Linked DNA regions of Mus musculus: region 1 is linked to region 2. A link is a loop called in an ENCODE intact Hi-C map of the cell type or tissue named here. Cell type or tissue: left cerebral cortex. All regions are shown on one strand.

What was found. A loop is a pair of places that touch in the nucleus more often than their neighbours do. Peaks named below come from ENCODE experiments on the same cell type or tissue, not always from the same donor. Only the 100,000 strongest peaks of a DNase experiment are listed, where the experiment ranks them.
Region 1: a loop joins it to region 2, with 11 times the contacts of the local background. A loop is called at or near these places in 6 of 42 quality-filtered maps.

What each region holds. Positions count from the first base shown.
Region 1 is chr8:34,476,921-34,484,920 of GRCm38, forward strand. All of the region lies in intron 2 of Gm46038 (a long non-coding RNA gene), which reads left to right. Among named protein-coding and RNA genes, the nearest start is that of Gm39160, 7.9 kb to the left of the region's middle. In left cerebral cortex, no CTCF peak of the experiment used is centred here; a DNase peak (open chromatin) is centred at 3,740; H3K27ac peaks cover 840 bases.
Region 2 is chr8:34,388,264-34,396,263 of GRCm38, forward strand. No RefSeq gene overlaps it. Among named protein-coding and RNA genes, the nearest start is that of Gm33831, 5.5 kb to the left of the region's middle. In left cerebral cortex, no CTCF peak of the experiment used is centred here; DNase peaks (open chromatin) are centred at 4,537, 4,967, 5,216 and 6,002; H3K27ac peaks cover 3,126 bases.

The DNA.
Region 1 (8,000 bases), 89 kb after region 2:
GCAGATTGTTCTCTATGTGCATAACAGAAGCTATAGAGGTTCCCCGATCTTCCTCAGTTCTGACAGATAACTGCACATTTAAGGAGAAGCCCCTATGCTTCATGTTAGGGAAAGAAAGACATTATTGCATAGCTGTGTGGTCTAAAGTAAATGATTTAACCTCTCTGATTCTCTGTGATTTCCCTGGTCTTTATTTTTCATGAACTGGAATTTGATGTATACATACACACACATTTCTCTGTTCCAGAAGAGCATTGAAGGCTTTGGTTGTAATGGGGTCTAGGATTTACCCGCTCCTTGATACCGATGTCTCCCGTGAGAGGTGAAGAGTCAGCTCTGCTCTAGGAAGCCATAGAGGTGACTACGGGAGATGGTTTTTGTTTCTGGGATTCCAAAATCATAGAGAGGTGGGGACCCAGAGAGAGTATTTTGGGATTCACAGCATTGCTAATGGGAGAGAGTGTGTTAAGCCCGTACCACCTTAACCCCTGCGTGCTTGTGGCGGAGGATGTTCCTCAGAGTCTCAGCTCATGCTTCTGTCAGTTTCCCAATCTAACCTTACCACTTTCATTAAGGTTCTTGTAACTCATCAGTTAACAGAAGCTAAACCAAATGGAAAAGATGGATCTAGCAATGGCAATATGAGATGAAGCCACCAATGGTAATACGAACAGACCCATTTATAGGAAAGGTCACAAATGTGAATCACTGGGAATTCTTAGAGCAACGGTTCTCAACTCGTGGGGTTGCTTCAATGACCTTTTCACAAGGGTCACCTAAGACCACCAGAAAACACAGGTATTTACATCATAATTCATAACAGTAGCAAACCTAGAGTTATGAAGTAGTAAAAATAATTTTATGGTGGGGGGGTTCACCACAACACAAGGAACTATATTAAAGGGTCACAGCATTAGGAGGATTGAGAACCACTGCCCTAAAGTATCCTGGGTAGTGGAGAGGCCAGGGGTAGGGCTTAGAGTCTTATGGTGACACTGTTCATCAAGATTGTGCCCTTGTTGGGAGTGATAGCACACACCTGTGATGCCAGCACTCAGGAAATTTATTGCAAATCAGAGGCTGGCACAATCTACATGAGGAGTTGGGGGTCACAGCTGTACAGCGAGACCCCCATCTCAAAAAGACAAGAATACCACACTGATGGAACCCAGAAGCAATACAAACAGTAGGCTAGGGTCAAGGCTAGGGTCCTCTGTGATGTTCCAGGCTCGTTCTGCCTTGGCTGCCCAGCTCTAGTGTAGGAATGGTAATGGCTTATACCTCAGGTTATTCTAAGGGTGTCATGTTCTAGTCCTTGAAAAGGGCTCAGAGCAGTTCCTGGCATATAGAGAAAATGAGAATGTGAGCTTTTGATTGGTTCTCCGTATCAGACAATTAGTAACAGACAATTAGTTCACTGCCTCACGATGTCTCCCGTTCAGCACTTTGAGAGTAGATAGTTCTGTGATTCAGTCCTTCTTAGAATCACTTGGAGCCCAGCATCAATTTTCATGGGCATTTTGGGGACAACATAATAACTATTGTTTCTTTATCCATGGAAACATTTTAATAAAAAACTGTCAGTCTGTCCCAGGTCCCTAAGTGTGACTATACTCTAGATAGCAGATATGGTCACCTGCTGCCATTCAGTGCTAATTGTGCAATCCTTGTGACCATCAGGGGACTCTGGACTGCCCCTTAGCACACACCTGCTCCCCCACACCAAGCCAGTACCCAGACAGTCCAGCTGCAGAGTCTTTGTAATACTTTCCTGTGCTCTATCAGACTCTGGCCTTCTGTCCCCAGGTTGAAAGTTTTTGTGCCAGGAGGTTTCTGTAGCAGCAGAGCTGGTACACAGCCTTCCTGCTGCCCTTGGAAGGTTGGGTGTGACATGCGAGGGGTGGGAAGGTTTTGTTAGCCTCATTATTTTTTTTCTTTAATCAGAATAAATGTTAACAATAAGGGAATCTGTCCAGATTATTCTCAACCCAAAACAACCTACATTTCCTACAATATAAAACATTCAGTTATAAATCTATGTCTTTACCAGTATGTAAATAAATACCTATCAGATGTCCCCAAGGAATGAAGTGACCCTGATAGAGGTGTGTTATACAAATACTTTTTGGCCCTTGATAAAGTAGAGGTTTCATGTGACATAAGAGTCAGACGAAGCCAGGTGCAGTGACTCAGGCCTGTATTTTTGGCACTCAGGAGGCTGACGCAAAAGGTCATTGCAAGTTGGCCAGCCTGGGTTACAGAGTGAGATGTGAGACCTCGTCTGGAAAACAAAACAGGAAAAACAAACAAACAAAGAAACAAATAAACAACCCAAACCATCACATCCCAAACAAAATAAAACAAAATACCTAGAAACAGAGAAATACCAAAACAAAAATTTGAGTCCAAAGAAAGTTAAAAAAGCTGTGTCTTTTTTAATCTTTTGAAGTTAGAATATAATTACAACATTCCCCACTTCCTTTTCCTCCCTTCAACCCCTCCTCTCCATATACTCTCCACTTGCTTTGGGCTGCCTCTTAATAGAGTAAGTCTGCTGACCGTCCAGGGGGGTCCACTCTATGTGGGGTAACCACATCACATAGTTGGGGAGTCAGCTATAACAGCCATCTAAGAATTATTAGACTCTGATAATAATAGAACAAGCTTTTCCCCCAGTAGCTTGGAGTGCCTGCCTGTGGGGTTCTCAGACGAACTTCTGGGGTAGGTTTTCATCTGTCCCAGGCATGAAGATTCTGATGGTAATAATCCATGGAATTCTTCAAGGGAGGTTCCATGTTAGCACTTCCTTAGTTCCTAATCCTGGGTGAGCCATTCGAATCAAAAGATCCTTATCAAGAGATTGGTATGTTCCCAGTGCAGGCTGGGACATAAAGCCATATAAGGAATAGCTAACTCAGAGATACCTTCAGCTAGGTGGTACACAGAAACCCAGATATCAAAATTCCTTCACCTTGGTTCCTATATGGGCCTATCAGAAATTGCTTTCTTGGTGTCTTAGTTAGGGTTTTACTGCTGTGAACAGACACCATGACCAAGGCAAGTCTTATAAAAAACAACATTTAATTGGGACTGGCTTACATGTTCAGAGGTTCAGTCCATTATCATCAAGGTGGGAGCATGGCAGTATCCAGGCAGGCATGGCGTAGGAGGAGCTGAGAGTTCTATGTCTTCATCCAAAGGCTGCTAGTGGAAGACTGACATCCAGGCAACTAGGGTGAGGATCTTATACCCATACCCACAGTGACACACCCATTCCAACCAGGTCACACCTATTCCAACAAGGCCACACCTTCAGATGGTGCCACTCCCTGGTCCAAGGATATACAAACCATCACACTCGGGTTGCAGGCATTGGAGAGGAATCTGTGATTGGGCAGGGGATCTGGAAGTGGAGAATCCTAGGGAAGAAAGGAGTGGGGGTGGGGTTCCAAATGAAAGTTACCTCTACCCTCTCCATCTGTCCCCTTCTAACCTTGAGAGGAAAACCTGTTGAATTCATTGTCTTTCCCCTACCAACAGTATGCCCTGCCTTTTCTCCACCCTCCCATCCCACCTCCCCTATCTTCAATGCTGACTGGATGTCCCTGTCACCCCAAGCCTCTTTGGGTCGCTTTTAGCAAGCCTGGAGGACTGTTTGACTTGTGTGGATGAGAACACAAGTCACCCAGGCTGTGTGGTGGGTGAAATACCATCTGATTCAGACGTTCCTTCGTGACTTCCTCCCCATCTGACTACTGCCTCCAAACATAGCATAGTGGGGGTGGATCCCAGCCTCTCTCCTGTTCCCTGGGAATGCTGGGATGGAGGCATGGCTTTACCTGCAGGTAACACACACAGGGAGGTTGCTTGTTCCTCTTTAATAAGGAAAAGTGAGCCTGGTTGCGGAGTGGGGATGTCCTTGAATGTCTCCAAACTGTGGGGCATTTGCCCAGGAAGTAAGCATGCCAAGGTTGGTCCAATATGTTTATTGAGTGTGTTTCGTGTAGATTTTCTTCAATTGTCAGTCTATAGACTAGATCAGCCTTTAAGCAAAAAGGGGGGTCAGGTAGAGCATTGAAGGGGTGGTTCTGCTGTGAGCTCATTATTAAATATCTGGTGTATTAGACCCTTTTCCTAAGATCCTTTCCAATTGCTCTTTAAAGAGAACTAAAACATAAATAAAACTTTAGGAAGGACAATAAGTCTTAACTAAGGTGTTGCATCATTTCATGTGACAAAGATAAATGTTAGGAATAAATGTTAGCAGCAAAGGGCTTCCCTCACTGAGGGGTAGGAAGAAGGGAAAGAATGATCTGAAACTCAGATGGGAAAGGGTTCTGACTTGGGTCCTGGAACAGGTAGTCCCACCCCAGCAGAAAGAAAGACTGGCAGTTTTGGATCTTGTTGCCCTAGCACATGAGCACCCTGGGGCCACGGCTTTTCTGAACCTCTCATTTTTCATGTATGGAAAACAAACTTAGAGAGGGTTTTAAACAACCTGCTCTCAACTTCAGATCCTAGACACAAGATCTTAAGCAAAAGTCTCCAGAATCTAGGAGACTGGCCAGCGACACCGTGGACAATAGATGTAGGGCATGGGAGGTCCTCTCACGATGCTCATTTGCTTCTGAGTACTATCCCACCCTGTGGAGAATCAGTATTTGGTAACAGGGTAGGTATTAGTGGTAAGAAATCATGTTAAGAATCCATACCCTTCTGCAATCAGTTCCTACTGCATAATATTAATAGTGTCAGGGATTGGTTCTTGTCCATGGGATGGGTTTCTAGTTGGGCCAGTCATTGGTTGGCTGTTCCTACAGTCTCTGCTCTATCTTTGTCCCTGCATTTCTTGTAGGCAGGGCACATTTTGGGATGGTGTCCTTATCCCTCCAGTAGGGGTCTTGCTTAGCTACAGGAGGTGGCCACTTCAGGCTCCATATCCCCCACTGCTGGGAGCTTCAATTAGTCACCCTCATAGACCCCCTGGAGCGTCCCCCCATCTCGCATGTCCTTGAGATGCTCGCCTCCCCCACCCTAACTGCTGCCAATCTCCATTCATACTCTCCAAGACCTCTCTCCCCACACCCAATTCACCCCCCTCCCCATTGCTCTCTCCCACCCAGTTTCCTCCCTCTATCCATCTCTGATGACTAATTTATTTCTTCTTCCGAGTAAGATTCACATATCCTCCCTTGGGCCCTCCTTGTTATTTAGCATTTTGGAGGTCTGTGGAGTGTCACCTAGGTGCTCTGTACTTTATGACTAATATCAGTTTATCAGTGAGTACATAGCATGTATGTCCTTTTGTATCTGGGTTACCTCACTCAGGATGATATTTTCTAGTTCCATCCTTTTGCCTGCAAATTTCAATGATGCCCTTGTTTTTAAGAACTGAGTAGTATTCCATTGTGTAGATTTACCACATTTCCTTTACCCATTCTTTGGTTGAGGGATTTGTGGGTTGTTTCCAGTTTCTGGTTATTACAAATAAAGTTGCTATGAACATGGTTGAGCAAGTGTCCTTGTGGGATGGTGGAGCATCTTTGGGTATATGCTCAGGAGTGTTATAGCTGAGTTTAGAGGTAGAACTATTCCCAGTTTTCTGAGAAAATGCCAAATTGATTCCCAGGGTGGTTGTACAAGTTTGCACTCTGTTATGCTTACAGACAGGAGCCTAGCATAACTGTCTTCTGAGAGGCTCCACCCAGCAGCTGGCCAAAACAGATGCAGAGACCCAGAGCCAAACATTAGATGGAGCTCAGAGAGTCTTGTGGAAGAGTTGTGGGAAGGATTGAAGGATCCAAGGGGGACAGGAACTCCACAGGAAGACCAACAGAGTCAACTAACCTAGACCCTTGGGCTCCCAGAGACTGACCTACCAACCAAAGAGCAAACATGGGCTGGACGTAGGTCCCCCAAATATATGTAGCAAATGTACAGCTTGGTCTTCAAGTGGGTCCCACCCAACAACTTGGAGTTGGGGGCTTATCTGTTACCTTATTCTGTTGCCTGCATGTGGATCTCATTCCGCTAGTTGAGCTGCCTCATTTGGCCTCAGTGAGAGAGGATGTGCCTAGTCCTGAAGTGACTTGATGAGACAGGGTGGGTTGGTACCCATTGGAGGCTTACCCCTTCTCAGAGAAGGGGAAGGAAAGGGCTGTGTGAGGGGGAGTGGGAGGAGAGAGGGGGCTGCAATTAGGATGTAAAATAAATAAATAAATAAATTAAAGGGAATAAAAGAGAACCTGTTCCCTTCTTTTCCACTGGGGGTTGGGGTTTGGGGAGACTCATTCTGTGGCCAAAGGTAGAATTTGAACATACAATTCTGGACCATATTCAAGGATGTAAAGCTGGAAGAAGCAACCGTAGTGTGTACCAGGTGAGTGTGGAGCCTCTTCTTAAAGGGCCCTCGGGGCAGGCTGCCTGTGAAGGAAGCAGAGCACAGATGTTGGAATCCTCCCTAAAACACAGCTTGGCTTCCTTCGAGCCTTCTAATTAGAGATGGCAGCCTTCCCACCCTCTGCAGTCAGTCTCACTTCTCACACAGACCCTTGACTTGGGTGTTCTCCTTCCCAGTCATCAGCTGGGGCAGCCCTCAGACAATGAGCAGTTTTCATAGTGATCCTAAGATGACATTCATATAGAGGTAAGTCCATAGACAGAGGCAGCTTAGGCGAGAATAGTAAGGAGTCTGTCTAGGATGCCCTCTTTTTCTTCCTTTACACCTTTGATGCCCTGCGATTAATGAATTTATACTGGGATGAATGAATCTGCTAGAATGAAGAGAGGGTCTATTTTTAGTTCCAACTGAGATGAATAAGTAAGAGTCACATGGATCACTACATTAAGAAAGACAAAAAGAGCTGCCCATGAACTCTGTCATTGATTATTAATGCCTGCCAGGGAAATGTATTTACCATCTTCTCTACTTGTCATGAGTTATTAGGGGCAGAAATTGTGCCTTATTTAGTGTCGGATACTAGGGCAAAGGAAGCTGAGGTGTCCCAAACTCTGGGCACCGTGTGCTGCTACTAAAGAACTTTGAAGAACAAACCTGTAAGCACAGATTGCAGCCTTGTACTACAGAAGGGCAGGGGGGGATGGATAAGTGTCCAGGGATTTTGCAAGCAAGTTGATTTACTGTTGGCACCTTGAATTTGAATATAACTTACACTACAGAAGGTTCTGCCCACATTCAGAATCAAATATTAGACAATAACCAGAATGACACTGAATGTGTACCTGCTCCTGGGTCCTCTGTGCCCAGGTAGGCGCTGTGCACAGCAGTGTCTGAGGACCACAGCACTTGGTGGAGAGGTGAGAGGATCTCTTGAGGTTATTAGCCAGTCAGCTCAGCTGAAGCAGTGAACCCCAGGTTCTGTGGAAAGCCCTGTCTCAAAAGATAAAGTAGAGAGCAATAGAAGAAGCCGTCTGATGTTGACCGTTGACCTCTGCACACACATGCACACATGTAGCACACACACACACACACACACTGGCAGAGAGGGGGAAGAAGGGAGGGAGAGAGAGAGAGAGATTGAGATCAAGCGCAAGCAAGAAGAAGTATGGTCTTGCCTGTCGCCTGGCCTGGCTTGCTTTCTATTGCTGTGATAAAAACCACACCCAAGGGCAACTTGGGAAGGAAAAGGTTAACTGCACCTTACATTTTACTCTCTATTCCTGAGAAAACCCAGGGCAGGAAACTTTAGGCAGGAACTGAGGCCATGGGGGCAATGCCACTTACTGGCTTTCTGTCTCATGGCTTGCTTAGCCTGTGCTCTTATACAACCCAGGACCACCTGCTGGGCCTTCCCATATCATTCATGAATCAGGAGAATACACGGCACACTTGCCTACAGGCAAGCTGAAGGGAGCGTATTCCCAGATGAGGTTCCTCTTCCCAAATAACTCTCACTTGTGTCAAGTTGACAAGCTAACTAGGACATGATCCATTTTACTTTGTCTAGGCCTATTCTCAACCACCATCTTTTTCTTAATCC
Region 2 (8,000 bases):
TTCTTCCTCATGGACCCTGACTGTCCCTTGGGCACCTCACACATGGCTGCTGTGATTCTTAGTCTGAGAAAGCAGCCTTTCTTGCTGCAGACGGGACATATACGGTAACGAATGTCTTGTCTTGAATATTGCGGATGCTCCACCACCGTAGCGGACGCCTTTGCAGCCTTATAGTTTATGCCCATTTCTCAGTGACTTTAGTATTTTCTCCACTTTGTGGGCCGGGTCTTCACTTGGGCTTTTCTGTTGATGCAATCCTGGCACCCATTTGTTTAACGTCTGGTTCTTTATGGGTCCTCACTACTGCATGCAAAGAGCTTTCACATATTTCTAATCTGCATATTAATTTCGCTGTGATACTGAACTGGTCCCTGCAGGACTGTGCCTCATTAAAGAACATTGTCACCCCATATGCTTTGTAAATTCATTGTCCAAATATGGCGAAGGCCCTGCCAGTGCTGATGGCTCTGTGCTGGAAGTGGCTGCAGACTGTACGGTTGGAATTCTGAGAGGGAATAGAAAGGAAGAAAGCAAAACAGGAAGCAGAGCCTCGTAGACATTTGTGTGTGTGTGTGTTCGTGTGCGTGTGTGTGTGTGTGCATGTATGGTCCATAGCATGTGTGTGTATGCATGTGGAGGCCCAAAAAGTACAACCTTGGCTGTTGTTCTTAAAGTGCCATTGCATTTATTTCCTTGTGTGTGTGCATGCACATGCATGTTTGTACGGAGGCCAGAGGACAACTTGCAGGAGTTGGTTCTCTCCTTCCACCTCGTTTGTCCCAGGGATTGAACCCAACTTGCCAGGCTTGGCAGCAAGCACCTTTTCCCATAGAGCCTGAACACTTTGTTTTCTTGTTTTGTTTCATTGTTTTTTTGTTTTGAGACAGGACCTCTCATCTCTAGTCTACCTGGAACTCACCAGGTAGACTAGGTTTGCCGGCCGGAAAGCCCCAGGAATCCACCTGTTTCTTCCCCACACTTTCTAGGATGGCAAGTAGGTACTAACAAGCCTCAATGGGTTTAATGTGGGTTCTGGGGATCAAAGGTCTTTCTGCTTACAAGGGAAGCTTCATTCCAGCCTTCCCTCCACCTTTTAGGCAAGGTTCTGATATGTAGCTAAGGTTGGCTTAGGGTTTCCTATTTACTTCAGCTTGTTCCAGAAGTTACTATGTATTCCAGCGGTCTCCAGCTCTCCACCTTCCTGCCTCTGCCTCCCAGTGCTGAGATTATAGCTGATGTTAACACCAAGCCTGGAATATGTTTCTTTTTGCTCCTTCTTCAAGATGGACTCTCAGTATGTATCCCAGGCTATCCTGGAACTTGCTGTGTATCTCAAGCCTGCCTTGAACTCATAGTCCTCCTGCCTTAGCCTCCTGAGTCCTGGGATTACAGGCCCAGCCCACCACACCCCACTGAACTTCAGCCCTTTGTAAAGGAGATGTTTGTGGTCCAGTCTATCATGGATTTGGGTGGCTGAGCTTAGTTGCAGAGGAAGCTTCTGGCAGGTGAGTGAGAAAATTGGAGATGATGGAGCGAGCAAGGGAGGGAGTGGACCAGGTAGAAGCTTCCCTGCCCTTGACAGAGATTCCCTCCGCATCTGAGGCTGGAAATTACTTTTTTTGCCTAGCAAGGAAGCCATCCTGCTGCATAACCCCAGCAGAGTTGCAGATCTTCTCGGAACCATGATTCACCTTGAAACTCTCTTATATAGAGTTGTTCTCTATCGCGCAGTGAACTGAGGATTCCCATAGTTCCATGCGTGGGGATTCGATTATCTGGTGCCTGGAGCCTAGAAAGGGCTCCAGGAAGGCAGAGGATCCCCCTGCCTGAAGGTCTTCCTGTGCACTCCTTGCGTTTGCTGTCTGGAAGGACTCTTGCAGAGAGCTGTGACTGAGACATTTCCCTTTTGCCATCCTGCTCCCAGACCACACAGGCCTCGCATGACGGAACCAGCCCATAATTCTGGAAACATCCTTCTTCAATGAGCACAAAGCATGCATGCTTTAAGTCCTGAGGGACAGCACCTTGTTTTGACAGTTGGAGCTAGATGTCCACGTGTGTGTAAAATAGCACTCACTGGACATTAAGCGGTGTGCATGAAGTCACGAGACAGGATGTAAAGAATTTCCTTGGTCTCTGCCTAGAACTGTTATGCCTCCCTCTCCCTTCCTTCCTTCCTCCTTTCCCCTCTCTCCTCTCCTCCCTTCTTCCCCCTTTCTTTTTTTTTCTTCCAAGAATGGATGGGAAAGACAGCCATGCATCTAACGCACTTGACATTTTGTAGGGACATTTGAAAACTGGCTGCTCTCGGTACTAATACTTGTCAGTGTGTGCTGATCTTAATTTCTTTACAACCACTCCATGTCAGTTTTCTGGGTGGGCCTCAACCCATGTCTGTGAAGGAGAATATCTCTTCATAGGCTCTTGCTGTACTGTGCAATTCTTTCCATTATGATTAGGGCTGTACGGAGACCAATGATACCCACAGTTCAGGGAGAAGGAAGAGAATTGGCATTTATTCAGCACCTGGGATGAGAAAGAAGCACAAATGTCACTGTCCTCCATCTGCCCACAGTGGGGGGATGTGGTGACACGTCTGTCCCCACTTTCCAGCAGTGGCAACAGCTCCCATCAGGGACAGAGTTGGGTCTGCATGAACTCAAACCCCAAGAGCTACCCAGAACCTTGTGCGGTCTAAGAAGGAAAGCTTTGACTGTAACGTTAATGTAGTTTCTTTCATTTGCATATACTAATCATGTAAGGAGGCTGCTATCCCACTGAAAGGCATTTCCCTGGGACCATTTATGTGTCATACCCTGAAAATACTGAAAGAAGCACACAACACTCCAGCAAGCTTGGAAGGCCTATCTATCGCTTCTTAGCTCTATCTGTGAACCTACCTGATCTACGGCTTCTTAGCTCTGCCCAGGAACCTACCTTATTCCCTTTTCATTGCTGCTTTTCTCTTTTGCAGTGCAGGGTGGGGGGGGGGATGTCTTCCTAGCACCTGGCATAATGCTAAGAAAGCAGCCTACCACCGGGCCACACTCTTCGTCCCTCATCCTATGCCTTCATGTAGCTGAGAGTTCCAACAGCTAGGTAGAAATAGAGCTACCCCAGGCCCACCATGGTCAGGGCATGCAGACTCGTTCCTCCTTCCTCAGAGCTCAGGCGGAAGAGCAAAACATTGCTGCAGAGCTTTCTACAGGAGTAAGGAAGAAGGGACAAGACCAAGACATCCAGGAACATGGCTTTCTTCTAGTACGGGAGGACGAAGGGTAGATGCTGTTTTCTTCAGGTCCCTCCAGGACTTGCTGCTCTCTGTGAGGCTGGCTCTCTCTGTCCCATTCACTCCCCTATGTATCGCACGCATCTAGATCAAACTACACACTCAACTCTCAGCCCCCATTAGTTGTTGGCTCATGCAATAATTAATTCGGCCCAACACTGTGGCCAATAACATATGGGACAGATCGTCTCCATTTTAATGGCTTTATTGGGCTAATTTAGAGGGCTTTAACCCCTGGCTTTCAACAGTCACGCTGCTAGATCCATCTTCCACATTCATGAAGCACCATGAATGGTCACAGGAATTGGAGGATCACTCTGGGTGCAGCCATGTTGACCATCAGAGGAAGGAAGGGTAGACTAAATACCCTATGGATGATGATGGGTCTGATGCTGCCTTATGGGGACAGGTGACGGGTGCCATATGGCCAAGCTGCCACCATTTTCACAGCAGCTGTGTTCGGAATCAAAAGGTGTCTCGGTGTACCCCGAAGTCAAGGAGGGGATTTGAAATATATTACAGACTCCTTTGTGAGAGGTAGGGGAAGAAACGGAGTCAAACTGTGGCTTAACCCTTTCTTCCCCACACTCTCCTGCTGAGGTCAGAAGGTGGGTTCTTGCAGCCCGAGCCCAGCTGTTGTCTTCTCATCTTTGTGAATCTGGCCACACAGTCATGCAACTAAAGACGTGGATTCACTTCTCATGCTTCGCACAACATTTTTACTGACTGGAGTGTAGGCTGTTGAGAGAACATTTTCAGCCCTGTATTTGTTTGATGAGCCAGGGAGGGCTGAATAGGTGATATGGAATCAGTATGGACTGCATTGCAGTTCCTGCATTGAACTGTAGACATCTCGGGGTTTCTACCCACACAAGGCTCCTCCCTGCCGAGCATCTCTGGGCACAGGAGAAATAGCATTTTGGGTTCCTTGCAGCCCCCCAGAGCATGTTGGTCCAGCTGACATTTGGATAAATGAGCCACATTATCCAGGAAAAGGAGTGGATCTCTGGTCATCCGGCTGGGAAGGAGGGCTGTCATAAGAAGCTGTGTACGGCATGAACAATGTGTGGGGGGCGGGGGAGAGGGGGGAGGTGGGAGTTTCCTGCCAGAGAGCCAGCTCCAGGCCCACCTGCATCTCCTTGGCAACAGTGATGGGGTAGAATTTATAGGCTTGTTCCTACGTGAGTGCCTTGGGTCTTTTAAATACCTGCTGGCTTTTCTGTACACCCACTGCGTCTCTGAATCATTATGCAGAGCTTTGGGCGTCTCTCCCTCCCACTCCAGGCCCTGGCAAGGCTCAGGGAATACGGAGAGGTTCAGGAGGAACAGCCTTTCAGTATTTTGCTTTGCTCCCCGGATTGTCAATTTTAGGGTCTAGATGTGACTTTGCAGGGTTACTTCTGAACGGGCCAGCGAGGTATAGAGGAGTCTGGACATCAGCACTTTGACTCCCAGCTGTTTAATGGTACCATCTTGGCTCAGATGGCTCCCTACTCTATGTCCCTAGTCTCTCTAAAGAGGAGCGCTGGAGTTCCTGGCCTCAGAGGGGCCTTCTACTGCCAGCATTTTGTGTGCTGTTATCGGGCTTCTCCTTGGCTATGCACACCCGGTTTAAGAACACAGCACCTGTCCTGCTGCACAGTGCCAGCGCCTGCAAAGGCAAGCCAAGCAAGCCGCATTGTTAGCGCCAACCAACGGGAGTCCAGAGCCAGAACTCAAATGGAATTAAGTGCCAAGAGCCCAAATAAGCCGAACCAGGCACTCTACTTCCAAGTTTAAAAAAAAAAAAAAGACACTAAAAAGAAAACCAAACTTAGAAACCAAGAACCAAATGTGTGCACTTTAAAAATAAAACAAACCACTTTTTGAACTAGTTAGAACCAGAATTGGTTCCCTGTATTTTTTTGAAAGCTAACGCCGAACACCAAAATATCCCCTGGACCGAATCAAACAGATTCCCAACAGTTTCAGTCTCCAGTTAGAAACAGACAAGCAAGCAGGCAAGTGGAGAGATTTTAAAAAAAAAAAAACAAAAAACCTCCTGACATTTAGAGTGAGATTCTGTTTAGGACTGAATCAGAAGAGAGAATTTTTAGTTCTGTTGAGTCAAGCACATCTTCTACAACCAATAGGGAAAATGCTGGTGCTGTCCGCTGTTCAGAGGATGATGGATCGGCCACAGTTTACTGCTCAGTCGCTGGGCCACAATTTCCAGTTGATTGTGCAGCTCTTCTGCCCTTTCCCTAGATCTTATTTGAATGGAATATTGTATGCGAGCGGGTTTCCGTATCTCCCATTTTGGATACGCATCCAATGCACTTACATCGCAGCTCCCCTGTTCCTCTGCTGCCCTTTCTTTTTTCTCTCCTTGTGGGAACCTTGTCTCTTCCTAAAGAGCCTGCCTTGTTTTCATGCCCACTGTTCTTCTTAAATGCCGGTTCTGCATGGGAAAAAAATGGAGTGATTTTTTTTTTTGTTTTGTTTTTGTTTTTTTTTTCTAAGTCTGGCTTATTTTATTTAACACGATCATTTCTGGTTCCACTCATTTTCCTACAAATAATATGGTTTTGTTTTTCTTTGTGGCTGAATACACTCCAGTGTGCGTATAGTGTTTTTATTTCTCAGTCCATAGATGGGGCGCCTAGGCTGGTTATATAACTTAGCTATTTATGAACAGTACCACAGTGAGCGTGGACGGTGAGCTTCTCTTGAGTCTGTACCCAGGAGTATCACGCTGCCTCCTCTTTCTGCTAGTATCATTATTTTTGAAGAGTTTGGATGACCATATGATGGCATCACTGATATGTAAGGACCAGGAATTTTTGAAGGACTTATTTTATCTGAAGTTCATAGATGGCCTTTGTCCGAGGTAGCTGGTCAGTGGACTCTGTCAGGTTTGTACCTTTGTGGTCTAGGAGAGATGATGAAGAAGAGATGATGAGAAGCATCTTATGATTTAGCTGTCACCATTTCCTCCTCCCTCTTTACTGTCTCTTTCTCCTCCTCCTCCTCCTCCTCCTCCTCCTCCTCCTCCTCCTCCTCCTCCTCCTCCTCCTCCTCCTTCTCTGTGATGACTGAAGGACCAAACTGTCATGTCTTAGAGAAGTCACAGACGCTCAGAGCCCAGTGGGTGGGCTGCCTTTGCAATGCCTGAGTGTCCGGGGTTTCTCTGAGTATTTGTAACTTCCTCAGATGGTGGTCTGTCCCCAGATTGGGACACTTGCTCTTCCATAACTGGAAGAGATGTCACATGAGAGTGGAGATCTATTTCGGCCCTGTTACAGTGCCTGGCTTAGAAGCTGGCATGTGATGTAAGGTATAAGTCCCAAGCCTGGTCTTCCATGTGACACCTTTTCTGTCGGAAGCAGCTCTGGGCCAAGCAAGGGCTTTCTTCCTGGACTTTCTCCTACCCACTTTTTCCTCAGCATCTTGTTCGCAACAGCTGCCTTGTGTCTTCCTGTGTCACAATCCTGTGCCAGGGGAGCAGGGTCTGACTCTGCTGTGCCTCAGGATCTAGGATGAAGTGCTAGAGATGGGGAATGGGGTGCATCTCAGTTTAGGGTGTCCACATCTCCGTGGTTCACCCGTGGGTGACCTCTGAACTCAGTTTTCCTTCTCTTAAAGTTATACACAGAATTTACAAAGTTGCATTGGAAGCAAGAAGGTGACTAGGTGTGAAAGAGTGTTTGCTCTACAAATACAAGGATCTAGTTTGAATCCCCAGCACCTGTGTAGAAAGCTGGCCATGGTATGTGAGTCTGGAATCTGAGCACTGATGGGGTGGAGACAGGCGGATCCCGAGCTTGCTGGCCTGCCAGCCTGAGACAAGCTTCCAGTTTAGTGAGAGATCCTGCCTCAAAATAACACAGTGCAATGTGATTAAAACACCAATGTCCTTTGGCCTCCATTTGTACACCTATATACTCATGTGCGTGCAACACACACACACACACACACACACACACACACACACACACGCGCGCGCACACACACACACACACACAAGTTATGTTCTGAGACTTGCCAGGAAAAGTATTACTTTCCACTCCCCTTAAGGGCCCCGTCTTAGTGCTTCTACTGTAGTGATAAAACACCATAGCCAAAAGCAACTTGGGAAGGAAAGGGTTTATTTCAGCTTATATCTCCTGGTAACCATCCATCACTGACAGAAGTCGGGGCAGGAACCAGGAAGCAGGAACTGAAGCAGAGATCATGGAGGAATACTGTTTATTGGCTTATCCTCATAACTCCCTCAGCCTGTTTTACTGTGGACCCAGAACCACCAGACCCGGGGTCGTACCACCCATAGTGAGCTGGACCCTCCCACACTCTCTCATCAACCGAGAAAATGCACCATAGGGGTATCCGCAGGCCATTCTGGTGGGGACATCGTCTCCATTGAGGTTGGCTCTTTTTGTGCTTATGTTGTTAGTTATTTATCATGACTTTTTAGCCTATAAAACAGAGATGAGCTGTCCTTTCTTTGCTTCTATGACATATGTATACACACATCATACAGCCCTCTCCCCACACTTCTTTTGACCTTCTACCCTTGTAGTTTGGTTATATTGTAATTTTGATTTATACACTGAATGAATTGTTTACACTAAATGGATCCATAGGTGCTTTATACACATGAAGTCATACCGTAAACTTTGATTTACATCAAAGTTCTCCCTATGTGGGGATTGTGTACCTGTAGAATCAGTCA